5 separate regions of the Homo sapiens genome follow, and all the other regions are linked to region 5. A link is a contact called in ENCODE Hi-C or POLR2A ChIA-PET data. All regions are on one chromosome and are shown on one strand. The core of a region is the stretch at or near the end of the contact, and the rest is flanking DNA. Distances in the headings are between cores, read along the strand shown. Region 1 overlaps NINJ2 (ninjurin 2). Region 2 holds the start of NINJ2-AS1 (NINJ2 antisense RNA 1). Region 3 overlaps SLC6A12 (solute carrier family 6 member 12). Region 4 overlaps B4GALNT3 (beta-1,4-N-acetyl-galactosaminyltransferase 3). Region 5 holds the start of KDM5A (lysine demethylase 5A).

The links. A loop is a pair of places that touch in the nucleus more often than their neighbours do. ChIA-PET counts read pairs that join two places held with the same protein, here RNA polymerase II (POLR2A). Pooled maps may share reads with other maps.
Region 1: a loop to region 5 is called in a pooled map, with 4 times the contacts of the local background. The contact joins the enhancer-like site here to the promoter of KDM5A in region 5. A Hi-C loop is called at or near these places in 7 of 50 pooled maps. POLR2A ChIA-PET finds 5 or more read pairs at or near these places in 3 of 52 experiments (CD4-positive, alpha-beta T cell, CD8-positive, alpha-beta memory T cell and HepG2).
Region 2: a pooled map shows a loop between it and region 5 (4-fold over the local background). The contact joins the promoter of NINJ2-AS1 here to the promoter of KDM5A in region 5. A Hi-C loop is called at or near these places in 1 of 168 maps with a recorded cell type or tissue (sigmoid colon), 1 of 37 single-sample maps with no recorded cell type and 6 of 50 pooled maps. POLR2A ChIA-PET finds 5 or more read pairs at or near these places in 2 of 52 experiments (both T-cell).
Region 3: a pooled map shows a loop between it and region 5 (3-fold over the local background). The contact joins the enhancer-like site here to the promoter of KDM5A in region 5. A Hi-C loop is called at or near these places in 1 of 50 pooled maps. POLR2A ChIA-PET finds 5 or more read pairs at or near these places in 2 of 52 experiments (BJ and SK-N-SH).
Region 4: a loop to region 5 is called in a pooled map, with 6 times the contacts of the local background. The contact joins the enhancer-like site here to the promoter of KDM5A in region 5. A Hi-C loop is called at or near these places in 8 of 50 pooled maps. POLR2A ChIA-PET finds 5 or more read pairs at or near these places in 6 of 52 experiments (BJ, CD4-positive, alpha-beta T cell, CD8-positive, alpha-beta memory T cell and 3 more).

Annotation. Positions count from the first base shown.
Region 1 is chr12:569,736-572,435 of GRCh38, reverse strand. The region is part of intron 1 of NINJ2 (ninjurin 2); the gene reads left to right. Among named protein-coding and RNA genes, the nearest start is that of NINJ2-AS1, 60 kb to the left of the region's middle. RefSeq lists an enhancer at 1-303. Within about 2 kb of position 1,380, at least 31 of the 41 ENCODE cell types and tissues checked have a DNase peak (open chromatin) inside an H3K27ac peak, as active enhancers do.
Region 2 is chr12:629,538-632,237 of GRCh38, reverse strand. It overlaps NINJ2-AS1 (NINJ2 antisense RNA 1), which reads right to left and starts at 1,347. Exons shown (of 5, transcript NR_122124.1): 1 at 1,253-1,347; 2 at 1-24. All of the region lies in intron 1 of NINJ2 (ninjurin 2), which reads left to right. RefSeq lists silencers at 1,322-1,421, 1,482-1,561.
Region 3 is chr12:187,915-190,614 of GRCh38, reverse strand. SLC6A12 (solute carrier family 6 member 12) reads left to right here. Exons shown (of 16, transcript NM_001122848.3): 16 at 1-534. Among named protein-coding and RNA genes, the nearest start is that of IQSEC3-AS1, 6.9 kb to the right of the region's middle. RefSeq lists a silencer at 1,238-1,477. Within about 2 kb of position 1,399, at least 2 of the 41 ENCODE cell types and tissues checked have a DNase peak (open chromatin) inside an H3K27ac peak, as active enhancers do.
Region 4 is chr12:552,371-555,070 of GRCh38, reverse strand. It overlaps B4GALNT3 (beta-1,4-N-acetyl-galactosaminyltransferase 3), which reads right to left. Exons shown (of 20, transcript NM_173593.4): 13 at 2,543-2,604; 14 at 1,088-1,877. Among named protein-coding and RNA genes, the nearest start is that of NINJ2-AS1, 77 kb to the left of the region's middle. Within about 2 kb of position 1,409, at least 6 of the 41 ENCODE cell types and tissues checked have a DNase peak (open chromatin) inside an H3K27ac peak, as active enhancers do.
Region 5 is chr12:388,070-390,769 of GRCh38, reverse strand. It overlaps KDM5A (lysine demethylase 5A), which reads left to right and starts at 1,450. Exons shown (of 28, transcript NM_001042603.3): 1 at 1,450-1,843. The coding sequence starts at 1,679. It overlaps LOC105369594 (a long non-coding RNA gene), which reads left to right. Exons shown (of 4, transcript XR_007063149.1): 4 at 1-737. It also overlaps a transcript of CCDC77 not described here. RefSeq lists an enhancer at 993-1,287.

The DNA.
Region 1 (2,700 bases), core at 131-2,630, 180 kb before region 5:
GTCGCCACTGTCCCCTTCTCAAGGGAGGCCTGGCTTTCCCGGGCAGTCGGTCATTTTGAGGCCACCAGCAGGGTGACAGGCCCCTGTTCCTCTGGGCCTGCTAGTGTGTAGCCCTGACTGTGCGCTGGCACACAGGAAGCTCCCACGTGGGTGTTCTCAGGGCTGGCAGGAACGACTCATGGGAAGGTCACCCATGCCCTGCAGCGGCCTCTCAGCGATGTCCTCAGCCCCCGGGATTCTCCGCTCAGAGCCGGCTTTCCCATCCCTAGATTACTCCGTGCTAGGAAGGACCCAAGGAAGCCTGTGTTCCAGTCCCTTCGACCTCGCAGATGATAAGAAAAGGCGTCCAGTGCTCCCGGCCCGGATTGCTCACTCATTAAAGCAGGGCTGGAATGTGGTCAAGGTGCCTTTGGTGATGCCCTCTGGGCTGCTACAACTCCCCTCACCATGCCTATACTTCCCTTGGGACACACACTGCCTGCCACAGGCCCCAGGGCCTAAACACACTGATCTGCGGGCTCCATGGCTTTTTGGTAGGGCAGTTACTTACCACTCTGGGGTTTACCCAACCTCCATGGCCCTCTGGGAGAACAGCCCTGTAATCTTGTTTCCAAGAAAGAGCAGAATGATCTGTTGGAGCTTATGGTCCCCACTGACCATAAAGTCGATAAACAATGAAAAACATGTTTACTTTTCTGTTAAAAAAGGCATTCCTTTCCTATCCAACCTAAGTCCTGTAAATAAACAAAAATATAGGCCAACAAGGATTAAGGGATAAAGGGCTGTCTGGCAGAACAATGAAGCAATCCTTGACTTCAAGGGATGGAATCGCACCAGCCTTAGGAGCTGGGACTTGGCAAGAGGCCTAGGTGACAGGGAAGTCTGAGCTGGAACGAGAGAGGAGGGCGCGGAAGAGGGAGGGTAATGACTGTGCCGGGCAGGCCCAGGAATGGGGCAAACCGCTGGGTCTGTGGTGTCCCCCACCCCCCTGCCTCATCCCATGCCAATCACCAAACCCACGTCTGCCAGGCAGGCCCAGGAATGGGGCAAACCGCTGGGTCTCTGGTGTCCCCCACCCCCCTGCCTCATCCCATGCCAATCATCAAACCCACGTCCTCTTGTTGCCCAGATGCCCAAGGGCGTCCAGATCAAACTCTGGATCTACTCCCACCTTCCCTGCACTGGCCGCGCTCCAGCTTCATGCCGCCCCAAACTCCCCGTCTGTCCAGGTGTCATTGGTTGGCCAGATTTTGATGGGCAGCCTTTCCCACAGGCAACCGCGCCTTGAACAGGGACTCTGGGAGCCCAAAGCTATGAGTCTTGGGTCAGTGTCCTGCCGCCCTTGAGTGGCAGGGGAGGGGCAAGTGGGGCGGGGCAGAATGAGACCTGAGGAAGATACCGAGAGCCAGCCTCATTGAGAGAGGGATCTCAGCCTGGGAAAATGGGAACCGCTTGGATTCTGTCCTTCCTTCTGTGAAGGAGCAAAGTGTCGTTCTGCTGTCCATGGCCTCTGCCCTCCAGAGATGGGATTTTCCTCCAGTTTTATAGATGTGGAAACTCAGCACCAAAGTTCCAAGCCCAGAGGCAGAGCTGGGCCCAGCAACCAGCAGTCCTAGCCCACCGGTCCCCTGCTCCTCGAGGATCAGCAGAAAAGGGGCGGGGAGTGGGCAGAGCCCTGTGCGCTTGTGGCGGGTGGAGGCCGCCAGCCCACCCGGACCAGCTCTGCAGGGAGGGCGCAGAGGCCAGGGCCAGGGCCAGGGGAGGGCGGCAAGCGAGAGCCAGCGGCGAAGAGTCCGGCGAAACGGGAATGACTCATGCTGGGTGGCTCTGCTCCCCAGTCCAGCCCACATTCCCGGGTCTCTGTTCCCGACCCGCCTGGGCCTGGCCTTAAAGGGCCAGCTCCTCTGAGCGGGAGCGGGGGCCACCCTGCTGCGCTCCCCACTCCTCTGTCACCCTGACCCCTGTGGAGTTGCTCCCAGTCCCTGGGCTGTGGGCGAAAAGGATGACCCCCTGCAGGATTTAGGACTTTATCTGATCCTCTCCTCCCGCTAGAAGGGAGGGCCCTCAGGTCATTCCATCCATCCCTCTGCCGCAGAGCAGGGCTGCACCTAAACTGGCCCACGAGGATTAGAAAAGCCCGGTCCCTGCTTTTAAAGATGCTGCAATGAGAGGACCCCTTTCCAGGCACCTTCGCCAGGGCCTCACTGCCGGCCCTTCTGCCCGCCGTCCCCTCGGCTGCAGGTTGTGCTGGAGGCCCCTCCCTTCTGGGTCCCCCCACCCCACGCTGGCTCCATTTCAGCTTCGGTTGATTCTCGAACTCTGGCTTGACGCACGCGTTTGGTGGGTTTTAGTTCGGCCCATCCAGACTTGCGGGCGAGGCTCCCGTCCTGGGCCTCGGAGGGGTCCAGGTTTCCCATTAATCCCGTCCTGCGCGTGGGTTCCTCGGGGTGGAAACGCCCCCCGGCAGCCGCGGCGCCCAAGTCACGTCTCTGGACCGCGCGCGCCACCGTGTGGACACTCTGGAGCAGGCGGGGACACCCTGATCCCGCCCAGCACCCGCAGTGAAAGGCAGGCCCGAGTCGGCCCCGCATTTAGCGAGGAAAGGATGAGGCGCACCCCCTAAGCACACTGCGAGCCTCACGTCCTCTGTGAAGCAATGGCTCTCAGATTAATGTAACAACAAAAGCCAACCAGCTCTGT
Region 2 (2,700 bases), core at 98-2,597, 240 kb before region 5:
CAGACACCCTGGGGCTGGTTAGGACTTTAAGCACACAGGAATCTCAGCTTTACTCAATCTTTTTCCATATCCTGAGCCCGAGTTCAGACTTCATCCTCCCGGGTCCCCCATGTCCCTTCAACGTCTGATTAATTCTCCAGTCAACTCCCTGCTAATAGTCCACCCACAAATTGCTATTTCAGCTGACCTTCCCCAAAACTTGAGCATCCTTACCAAATACCTTGGGCTTCCTCATAACCTGGTTATCTTCTCATCTGCATGCCTTTCTGGAATAATTTTGAAGTATTAAAAAAAACTCCTCTAATTGTCAAGGGCATGCAGGAAGCTCAGCCCCTAAGGAGCATTGCAGAAATCTGGAGTTCTACTCTGTTTATACCTAAATCTAGCCTTCCAGGAGTTTCAGATAGTTTCCTGGAAACATTTTGTGCTTTGTGTTTTTCACCTTTCTCTCTTAATTGAATATGGGGTGAGGAGCAAGAAAGGGGATTGTGAATTACAATTACAAACAGTACACACATAACACAGGGACAATCTTTGCATTTCTCATTTCTGATCCCAGGGATCAGAGGTAGAGGCAGGCCAGGCGCGGTGGCTCACGCCTGTAATCCCAGCACTTTGGAGGCCGAGGCAGGCGGATCACGAGGTCAAGAGATAGAAACCATCCTGGCCAACATGGTGAAACCCCGTCTGTACTAAAAATATAAAAATTAGCTGGGCGTGGTGGCGCGCGCCTGTACTCCCAGCTACTCGGGAGGCTGAGGCAGCAGAATCGCTTGAGCCCGGGAGGCGGAGGTTGCATTGAGCAGAGATCACGCCACTGCACTCCCGCCTGGTGACAGAGGGAGACTCCGTCTCAAAATAAATAAATAAATAAATAAAAATTTAACAAAAAAAGGTAGAGGCAGCTCTCAGGTGAGTAAATTCGCAGATGCCCACGCATGTCTGGAACATACCCCAGGGGTCATTAGAGACTGCCCAGCAGAGGCGGGAGGATCTTCCGTTTGCTTTTCCTTCAGAACGTTTGTCCGGAGAGCATCCTGTTCTGTTATATGCATATCCACCTCCGTCTCCAAATTACTAGGTTGAGCACAGTGCTCAGTGCCTGGCATTGAGTTAGAAATAGAAAATGAGCTGGCGAGTCCCGGCCCGAGGCTGTGACAGGGGCCATTACTGAGCCCACTCCCCACCAACCTTTCTGCGGTTTAACTGACTCTCCTCCTTCCCCTCCAGATCCCAAGGGCTTGACTCCTACCTCCTCTAAGGCATTTTGAAAAGTTTGCAAATGCACCCTTGATCCTAGCACGTACTTAAGAAGCGGCTCCCCCCTAGAACGTCAGGCTTGAAGCTGACCCCTTCTTCCTCCTCCCGCGCCATTTGGGTCTGTGCGCAGGGCCGGAAGCCTGCTGGGGAGGGGCACGAGGCCGGGCTGGGGCCTCTCCGGAGGGAGCCCGCCGCCCCGCCCAGGGCGCACGCACCCAGCCTCTGAGGGAGGAAGCTGAATGGGGCCAGAGGCTGGCCCTCTTTGGGGATTTGCATTATACAGGCTGTATTTAGAAGCAGCGGCGGGGAGCGGTGGCTCACGCCTGTGATCCCAGCATTTTGGGGGGCCGAGGCGGGCAGATCACCTGAGGCCAGGAGTTCGAGACCAGCCTGTCAACATGGTGAAACTCCGTCTGTGCTAAAAATACAAAAAAAATTAGCCAGGCGTGGTGGCCGGAGCCTGCAGTCCCAGCTACTCGGGAGGCTGAGGCAGGAGAATCGCTTGAACCCGGGAGATGGAGCTTGCAGTGAGCCGAGATCACACCACTGCACTCCAGCCTGGGCAACTCAGCGAGACTCCGTCTCAAAAAACAAAACAAAACAAAACAAAACAAAAAACCAAGAAAAAGAGAATAAAAAAAAATAGAAGCAGCTTTCTTGCTGATAGAAAGCAATGACCCTCTCTGCTATAATTACAACTGAAGAGTCACTTTCTTTCAAAAACTCTATTTTCAGATGTTTACCACTTTCTTTAAAAAGGAAAAAAAATTTGCCTCAAAGGCAGGCAGTCCCCAGGGCATTTCTGGTCTCCTGGGGAAGGAACCTAAGAGCGGTTTGGTAAAATTCCATTTTGCTATCTTGGCGTTACCTAAGGGCAAGAACTGAGGTGGGGCTTTGGTGACAGCAGGGGCTGAAGAGTGCTCTTTTTCATCATCCAGGGTGTCCAATTGTTTTGTTTCCCTGGGCCACATTGGAAGAATTGTCTTGCCCCACACATAAAATACAGCAACACTAACAATGGCTGATACACTTTTAAAAAATCGCAAAGAAACTTCATATATATATATATATATATATATATTTTTTTTTTTTTTTTGAGTTTTGCTCTTGTCGCCGAGGCTGGAGTGCAACGGCACGATCTCGGCTCACCACAACCTCTGCCTCCCAGGTTCAAGTGATTCTCCTGCCTCAGTCTCCTGAGTAGCTGGGATTACAGGCATGCGCCACCAGGCCTGGTTAATTTTGCATTTTTAGTAGAGACGAGGTTTCTCCATGTTGGTCAGGCTGGTCTCAAACTCCTGACCTCAGGTGATCCACCTGCCTCGGCCTCCCAAAGTGCTGGGATTACAGGCGTGAGCCACCATGCCCAACCAAGAACTCATAATGTTTTAAGACAATTTACGAATTTGTTTTGGGCCGCGTTCAAAGCCGTCCTGGGCT
Region 3 (2,700 bases), core at 150-2,649, 200 kb after region 5:
ACTGTGTTGGATCGGAGGTTCCGTTAGGGGATCCTTCCTTAGGCTTAACGACAGAGGCAAGCCTTTGCATGCCGTCAGTCTGGAGTTTCCTCCGAGTCTCTCATGGCATCTCCAGCTCCTGCCCTAGTTCCGCACTGTTCTTGCAGTGTTTCATCAACTCCTGGAGCATTGGAATGGAAGGGGCTTGGGAGATGATTCCTAGACTTCACAAACACTCGGCATGCCTCCCTGCACTGTCCGTTCCTCTGCCCAAGGCCGATATTGCTAACTGATCACAGATTCTTTCCCACCTCACAATCCTTCCGAATGTGCTCCAGGCAGCACCATTTGCCATCCTGCTTCTAACGCAAACCCCTGACTTCATGGATGAGGAACCTGGAGACCAAAGAGACAAAGGGACTTTTTCAAGTTCACATGGGGACCCCCTTCTTGGGGGCCAGAGATATGACTAAAACCTTATCTCCTTGTGCTCAGGCCAGTGTCTTCCCATTAACCCCCTGCCTTAGTTAACAAGTGTGTATGGATTGCCTTCCATGCGTGCTGGTCTCCTTTGCCTTGCTCCGTTTCTGTTGAGCTATGCCGCTTGGGGTGGGGGAAGAGAGGACCCCTCTGTTGGAGGTGGTGAGGAGCTCCCCAGACTAGCGCCCCCGCCTTGGTAATTTCTCCATCAGCCCATCATCACCTGGCCCGATGTCCTCCCAGATCCTTTTGTTCTTGTCCTTGCCACCTCTTATTCCCCCACGGAATGCACGGAGTCTGTGAGAGTGTCCCAGGGGGCGGGTGTGGGGGTGCCCTCCTTAGCTGCCACACATGGCTCCACCCGTTTCCCACCCACTCCTCTTCCCACACCCCTACCGAGTCCCACATGCCTCTTCTGTGGCTGGAAGGCTTCCTGGAGGAGGAGGCAGGGTTTGGATAAGGTCTGTGCTGTTGTGTTCAGAAGGGAAGGGAGGAGAGGGACTGGGGCTGGGGAGGGAATTTCAGGGCAGTTTCCTGGGTCAAGGGAAGCCAGCCAGGATGAGGGGGGTGATTCGTATATAGATGTCACCTGGACCCCCCGCCCAGGGGCTGCAGGAGAAATCAGGTCAGGCTGGGGTGAGTTCCGTCCTCGACAGGCCTATGCCACCTCAGGTACTCTTAGCTTCTGACCGCCCCCCTTGTCTCCCTCTGGACTGCTCTGTGCACCTGTGCCCTCGCTCCTTGGACCGGCTAGTGGGGAGAGAAGGAGGCCCAGGGGAAAGAGAAGGAGAGCAACGGCTTCAGCCAGATGCTCTCAGTTACGAGGCCGGGTCTGGCGGAAAACGAAAAACGCGAGGCCGGCGCAGCGCTGTCTGCGGCCGCCGGGTGGCAGAGGGGAGTAGCGCCGCGTCCCCGCCGCCCTCCCCCGGGGCCCCTAGCACGCGGGCGCGCGCCTCAGCCGGCCCCTGCCCGCAGCTAGTCCAGTACTTCCCGCCGCCTTCTCCCCGCCTGCAAACGCCGCGGCACCCGTCGGTGCTGCACCCTGGAGGGCACGCTTTGGGTCGGGCTCCCAAGCCTCGCTCTCTGCGGACCGCACAGCCCTCTTTCAGATTCCTTCGCCCTGCACCAATTCGCCATCCTCTCTGCTGCCCCAGACCCCCTGGCTTTAGCGCACAGCCTGTCCCGCAAGCTCTCTGCCCTGGCTGAGAGCGTCCACAGCTCCTCCCTCCATCGCTCCCATTCTCTGGATGAGTCCAAAGGGATCTGGATGGGGGTGGGGATGGAGGGAACGGGGAGGGGGGTGCGGGAAAGGGACTTCGGGCCAACCTCACCTCTCACAGGGACCCAGCCATAATGGCTCCACAACCTGGGCAAGGAGCAACTGTTTCACTCTCCAGCCTGCCCAGAGCACCAGTACAGGTGTGTGTGTGTGCCTGTGTGTGCACATGAGTTCACGCGCCTGTGTGTGTGTGGGTGTGCATACGACGTGCGTGCGTAAGGAGCAGCTGTGGGGTCGTGATTTGGGTTTGCTTTTGAGAGGTGACAGCGTGCCCCCAGCCCTCACAGCCCTCGCTCGCTCTCGGCGCCCACTCTGGCTGCGCTTGAGGAGCCCTTCAGCCCCCCGCTGCACTGTGGGAGCCCCTTTCTGGGCTGGCCAAGGCCGGAGCCGGCTCCCTCAGCTTGCAGAGAGGTGTGGAGGGAGAGGCGCTGGCGGGAAGCGGGGCTGCGCGCGGCGCTTGCGGGCCAGCGCGAGTTCCGGGTGGGCGTGGGCTCGGCGGGCCCCACAATCGGAGCGGCCTGCCGGCCCCGCCGGCCCGGGGCAGTGAGGGGCTTAGCACCTGGGCCAGCAGCTGCTGTGCTCAATTTCTCGCTGGGCCTTAGCTGCCTTCCCGTGGGGCAGGGCTCGGAACCTGCAGCTCGCCATGCCTGAGCCTCCCTCCCCCTCCATGGGCTCCTGTGCGGCCCGAGCCTCCCCGACCAGCGCCGCCCCCTGCTCCAGGGCACCCAGTCCCATCGACCACCCAAGGGCTGAGAAGTGCGGGCGCACGGAACCGGACTGGGAGGCAGCTCCACCTGTGGCCCCAGTGAGGGATCCACTGGGTGAAGCCAGCTGGGCTCCTGAGTCTGGTGGGGACTAGGAGAACCTTTATGTCTAGCTCAGGGATTGTAAATACACCAATCGGCACTCTGTATCTAGCTCAAGGTTTGTAAACACACCAATCAGCACCCTGTGTCTAGCTC
Region 4 (2,700 bases), core at 160-2,659, 160 kb before region 5:
AAGTAGCTGGGGATACAGGTGCATGCCATCAAGCCCTGCTAATTTTTGTATTTTTATTAGAGATGGGGTTTCACTGTGTTGGTCAAGCTGGTCTCAAACTCCTGACCTCAAGTGATCCACCTACCCCGGTCTCCCAAAGTGTTGGGATTAGAGGCGTGAGCCACTGCGTCTGGCCAGTATAATTTGTTTCAAAGATGATGAAAACGTTCTGGAATTTGACAATGGTGATGCTTGCACAACACTGTAAATATACTTTTTTTTTTTTTTTTTTTTTTTTTTTTGAGACGGAGTCTTGCTCTGTCGCCCAGGCTGGAGTGCAGTGGCGCAATCTCAGCTCACTGCAAGCTCCGCCTCCCGGGTTCACGCCATTCTCCTGCCTCAGCCTCCCGAGTAGCTGGGACTACAGGCGCCCGCCACTATGCCTGGCTAATTTTTTGTATTTTTAGTAGAGACGGGGTTTCACCGTGTTAGCCAGGATGGTCTCGATCTCCTGACCTCGTGATCCGCCCGCCTCGGCCTCCCAAAGTGCTGGGATTACAGGCGTGAGCCACCGCGCCCAGCCTGTAAATATACTTTTAAAACCACTGAAAGGTACACCTTAAAATGGTGATTTTAATGTTATATAAATTTTATCGTAAAAAATGTTGACTGGTTGAATGAATGGATGAATGAAAACACAAAGAACTCCAGTCATGCATCACGCCCTAACCCTTCCAGCCCACATGCAGGGTCTTAATTTGTATTTTTCTAGCCTCTGTTTTGCCTGTTTGTCTATTTACTAGCTCTTTCCTCGGAGGAGGGGACCTCATCTACTGAGTCCTTCCAGTCCTCAACACACGTACTGGGCCAGGCACCCAGGGATTTCAGAACCTTGCCTAATGGCGGGACAAACACCTGCCTGGTCAAGATCCTCTCCAGGGACAGGGGCCCCGGGCACTTGTCCTTCCCAGGAGCCTGAGTCGGGGGCAAAGTTCCAGCTATTTCCGCGGCTGGGGGAACCCACTACCAGCCCTTAGGCCCCTGCCTTCCAGGCCAGCTGGCTGCCACGTGCCCCAGTCCCTGGCCCCAGGAGAGCCCTTTACCTTACCCCCGGCTCCTCTGGTTGAGCTTCTTCAAGAAGACTCGCGTGACCTCCAGAGCTTCCTGCTCTGGAAGCAGCAGGTTGCCAGATGTGTTACAGCTCAGATCGATCCAGTCAGTCCTCAGGGCTTGGAAGTCGAGATTCCGGGCACTGAAGGTCTGGTCCCAGTTTACTACCGGGTCAAACACAGGTACGTACTCGAACACCTCACTCATATCCTCTTCCTCCTCCTCTTCTTCCCCCTCTTCCTCTCCCTCCACTTGTCCTTCCTGGCCTGCGGCCGCCACCACTTCCTCCTCCCCATGCCAGCCCCTTCCAGGGGCCTGAGGCCGCATCCTGTCACCCCGTCTCTGCTCTGCGATGTACGACTCCACCTGGTTCAGCCACTGAGTCTTCCTGGGGCTGTCACCAGCGGGCCTGGGCCTGGGCCCCCTCATCTGAGGCAGGTTCTTCACAGGGTGCCCAGGAGGCCACTTGTCGGAATGAGGTGAATCTTGGCTGGGCTCAGGGCTGGGTTTTTGCTTCCTCTTCTCTGGCTGCTGCACTGGAATGTGGCTGGTCCTCCCTGGGAAGGACGCTGTGGAGTTCCGCTTGGAGAAGGGGGCCAGCAGGCCCTCCCGGGGCTGAGCCAGGAGTTTCCGCAGGCTTCGGAGGCGGTAGTCAGTGGCATCTTGCTCCAGGGTGGAGGCAGGTGTCTGTCTTCCCTCAAGCATCCTGGCATTCTGGTTGTTGGAGGCAGGGGTCTCCTCTGCCACTTCCCCATACTGGGACTCTTCTAGAAGGTTTTCCTCAAAACCTGCTATTAATAACAACCATTCCTCATGTCAAGAGTTTCCAACCCTTTCCAAACAAGACATACAAGACAGAGGATGATCATACGTGTGACGCACCATGGGGCTCCAGACTGGGGTTGAATCCAGGTTCTATCGCTTACTGTGTGACCCTGGGCAAGGTACTCAACCTCAATTAACCCCAGTTTCTTCATCTGCATAAAGGGAATAATACTGCATCTCTCATGGGTTTGTGAAGACTGAGTGAGATAAACGGCATCACATGCCCGGCAGGTGCATAGCACCTGAGGGACCCAGCAGATGGTCCCAGCCACGCCCTAATCCCCCAAGAAAGGCCCCAGAAGACAGTGCTTCTCTAAACCAGAACCTCCCAAATGGTGCGCCAGGGACAGCAAGCCCCTCCAGCAGTCCAAGTAACCTCCCCCGGGCTCTCACTCTCCTCCAGCTGACCCCAGCATGCTGCTAAAAATAGTGTCATTTTCCACATGTGCCTGGATATGGAAAAGGCAGGAGTCATGCTCTCCACTCCCTTGGGTGTGAAGGGAGAGGTCACGTGATTTGGATCTTGAGCTCCTCAGGGGCGGGGCTGGCACGGTCTGAACATCCCCTGGAAACAGACCATGGTCGCCCCTCTCAGCCTGACCTGGAAGCCTCAGCTGTCACTCTGTACCTGGCTGCTCCAGCCCCTGCTTCTCAGGCTGGTCAATCTTGATGTACTCCTGAAAGCTGAACCTGCAGGAGGAAGGGAGGTGTGCATTGGCACCCGGTGCATGGCGGGCTCAGCCCTGGCTCTGCTGGAAGTCTCAGCAGGAGTCTGACGTTTTGCCC
Region 5 (2,700 bases), core at 201-2,700:
CAATAAGATGTGTGTGTGTGTGTGTGTGTGTGTTTATAAAGATATTTATTTTAAGGACTTGACTCACTTGATTATAGAGCTTCCAAGTCCAAAATCTGCAGGGTGGGTTGGCAGGCTGGAGGCCAGGGAAAAGGTGATGCTACAGTTCAAGTCTGAGAGCCATCTACTGGCAAAATTCCTTCTTGCTCATGGAAGGTCAGTCTTTTGTTCTATTCAGGCCTTCAGTTGATTGGATAAGGCCTACTCACATTATGGAGGGCAATCTGCGTTATTCAAAGTCCCCTGATTTGTTACTCAGAGGTGAGAAAAATCATGGTGTACTAAAGTCACCACAAAAACTTCTGTAGATCATATGGAGAAGCAGGAGAGATGAAGCTGGAGAGCAAAGCAGCAAATCAGCAATTAAAAAAGATGTTTGGAGTTGTTGAGTTTGGAGATGAAAAGTGACAAGATGAATTCTGGATTTTAGACAAAGCAATCCAACGTGTGGATGGAGAGGGATTTGAGAGGAGAAATCAGCTGTTGTCAGTAAGAGTATTTAAATTAGGATACTGGTAACGGGGATGGAGAGACACACGATTATACATGGGAAGTGAGAGCAGAAAGAATTAGGATTATTTCTTGATTTTTTTTTTTTTTTTTTTTTTTTGCTCAGGCAACTGAATAGATGAAGTCATTAATGGAAACCAGGAACACTGAAGAAACAGTGAACAATTAAAGTACTTTGAGTTATCAAAGTGAGATGTCCTGCAGGTAGCTAGACGATACTGGCTGGTAATTCAGGAGAGCTGCTGCGTCCTGTGTAAAAGGAAAAGCAATTCATGGATGGTGGCTAAAGCCAGCTGGCAGGATTTAGGGGATGGGTTAGACCTGCACTTGTTTTGATGGAGAAGAGGCGGGTATAAAGTGGCAGAGTGAGATTACTGTAAAATATCTGCATTCAAAGGGCTAAAAAAAGAGAAATGCTGGAAAGGCTACTTGCTATAAACGCAGCAGGGTAGGTTAAAACAAATTACGAAGCACGGGCGGTGAGGCGCGGTGCTTAAGATTAAGCCCGGCGTGTTTTCGAGTGCACTGATACACAAAAGGGAAAGGGACCCTCCTCACCGGAAGCACAACCTCTGCCCTCTGGGGCATTACACATTCCTCCGCGCCGGAAGAAAGCGTCACGTCGCGTCGCGCCTCGCCCCGCCTCGTTGCGCCTCGCCCCGCCTCGCCCCGTCGGCTTCCCTCAATCCGTACCTCTAGTAAAGAAGAGCTTGTGCCCCTCCCCGACCCCTTACCAAGGGCGAGCTGCGTGGAGTCGTTGGACTGGGCAGAACTTTGGCGGGCAAGGAGACAAACAGCCACACTGTGCTGCCGGGGAAGAGAAGAAGAAGGAAAGGCCAGACACACAGGCGTCGTGCAGCTGCGGAAGGATTCCGTTTCCTGCAGGGGGCGGAGGGATTTGACAGCACGGTAACTTCCGGAAAAGTCCTGAACCTCAGTGGAAAAGCCTTGCAAGAAACAATAACAAACGGGAGGAGGAAGCGATTCTGGGGTTTCTGTGTTGAACGGTTCTTGTCCGCGAAGATGCGCTTCGGCCTCTGTCAGGGGACTTGAACGGGCTTAGTGGGCTTCAGCCAGCTTTTCTCCACCGGTTCCCCACGGGGACCCCCCCCCCCCCCCGGCCGTTGCAATGGCGGGCGTGGGGCCGGGGGGCTACGCGGCGGAGTTCGTGCCACCGCCAGAGTGCCCCGTCTTTGAGCCGAGTTGGGAGGAGTTCACAGATCCGCTCAGCTTTATCGGCCGCATCCGGCCTTTGGCGGAGAAAACCGGCATCTGCAAAATTCGGCCGCCCAAGGTACCTCAGTCTGTGAAGAGAGAGGGGGAGAAGGAAGAATGGGGGAGTCCGTACACTGGGTTTAGCTTTACTTTTCTGATCCTTGTCTCGTTTCATATGTACTCTCTTTTGAGACAACTGGAGCCTGTTTCTGGATGTTTTTGCCTCGGTTTCTTTTGTGGTCTTATGTAGACACGTCTGAAAGCGAGAAAGTGGTGTCTCTTGGGCCTCTTCCGCCTAGAACTTGGGAACTGATACTTTTCTCTCAGCCGTGGGCCTAAAGCCTTTCGTTAGCCGATATGGTGTTTAAAGTACAGTATTATGACGTGACGTATTCTTCCCTCACGTATCCTCATTATGGTTTGATAGTCGGCTATCTCTTTATTCAAGACCTGGTTGGATCAAATATTTGCAGGCCTCATCTCAGGGCTAGGGTTTCTGAAAAGGTTATCTGAGCTCTAGTCTCACCGGATGGTATTACTAGACAAGAACTCCAGACTAATTATTGCCGCAGTGAAAAAGTCTTAGCGGGGAAAGAGAAGGAGCAGCAATAATTCTAAAATTTAGAGGTTTAGGAAAAATTGGTTTATAGTGGAGGTGGAAGGAAATGTTGAAATCTCTTGACGTAGGGAACTCAAGATCAACGATTTTAGAATCACAGTTATTGCAGATAACTAGGTTTGCCTATAAGGTTAATTATAATCTCACCTTTGAGGTAAGGAAAACAGATACTATCCCTTGTGTGGAGGGGATTAATGCCCCAAGAGGTTGAGTGATTACTCAAGGTCAAAGGTGTTTTTCTTTACTCATTAGACCAGTGCTTTTTAAATGATGTTGCTGGACCACTTGCACCAGGGTCAACTGGATGCTTGTTTAAA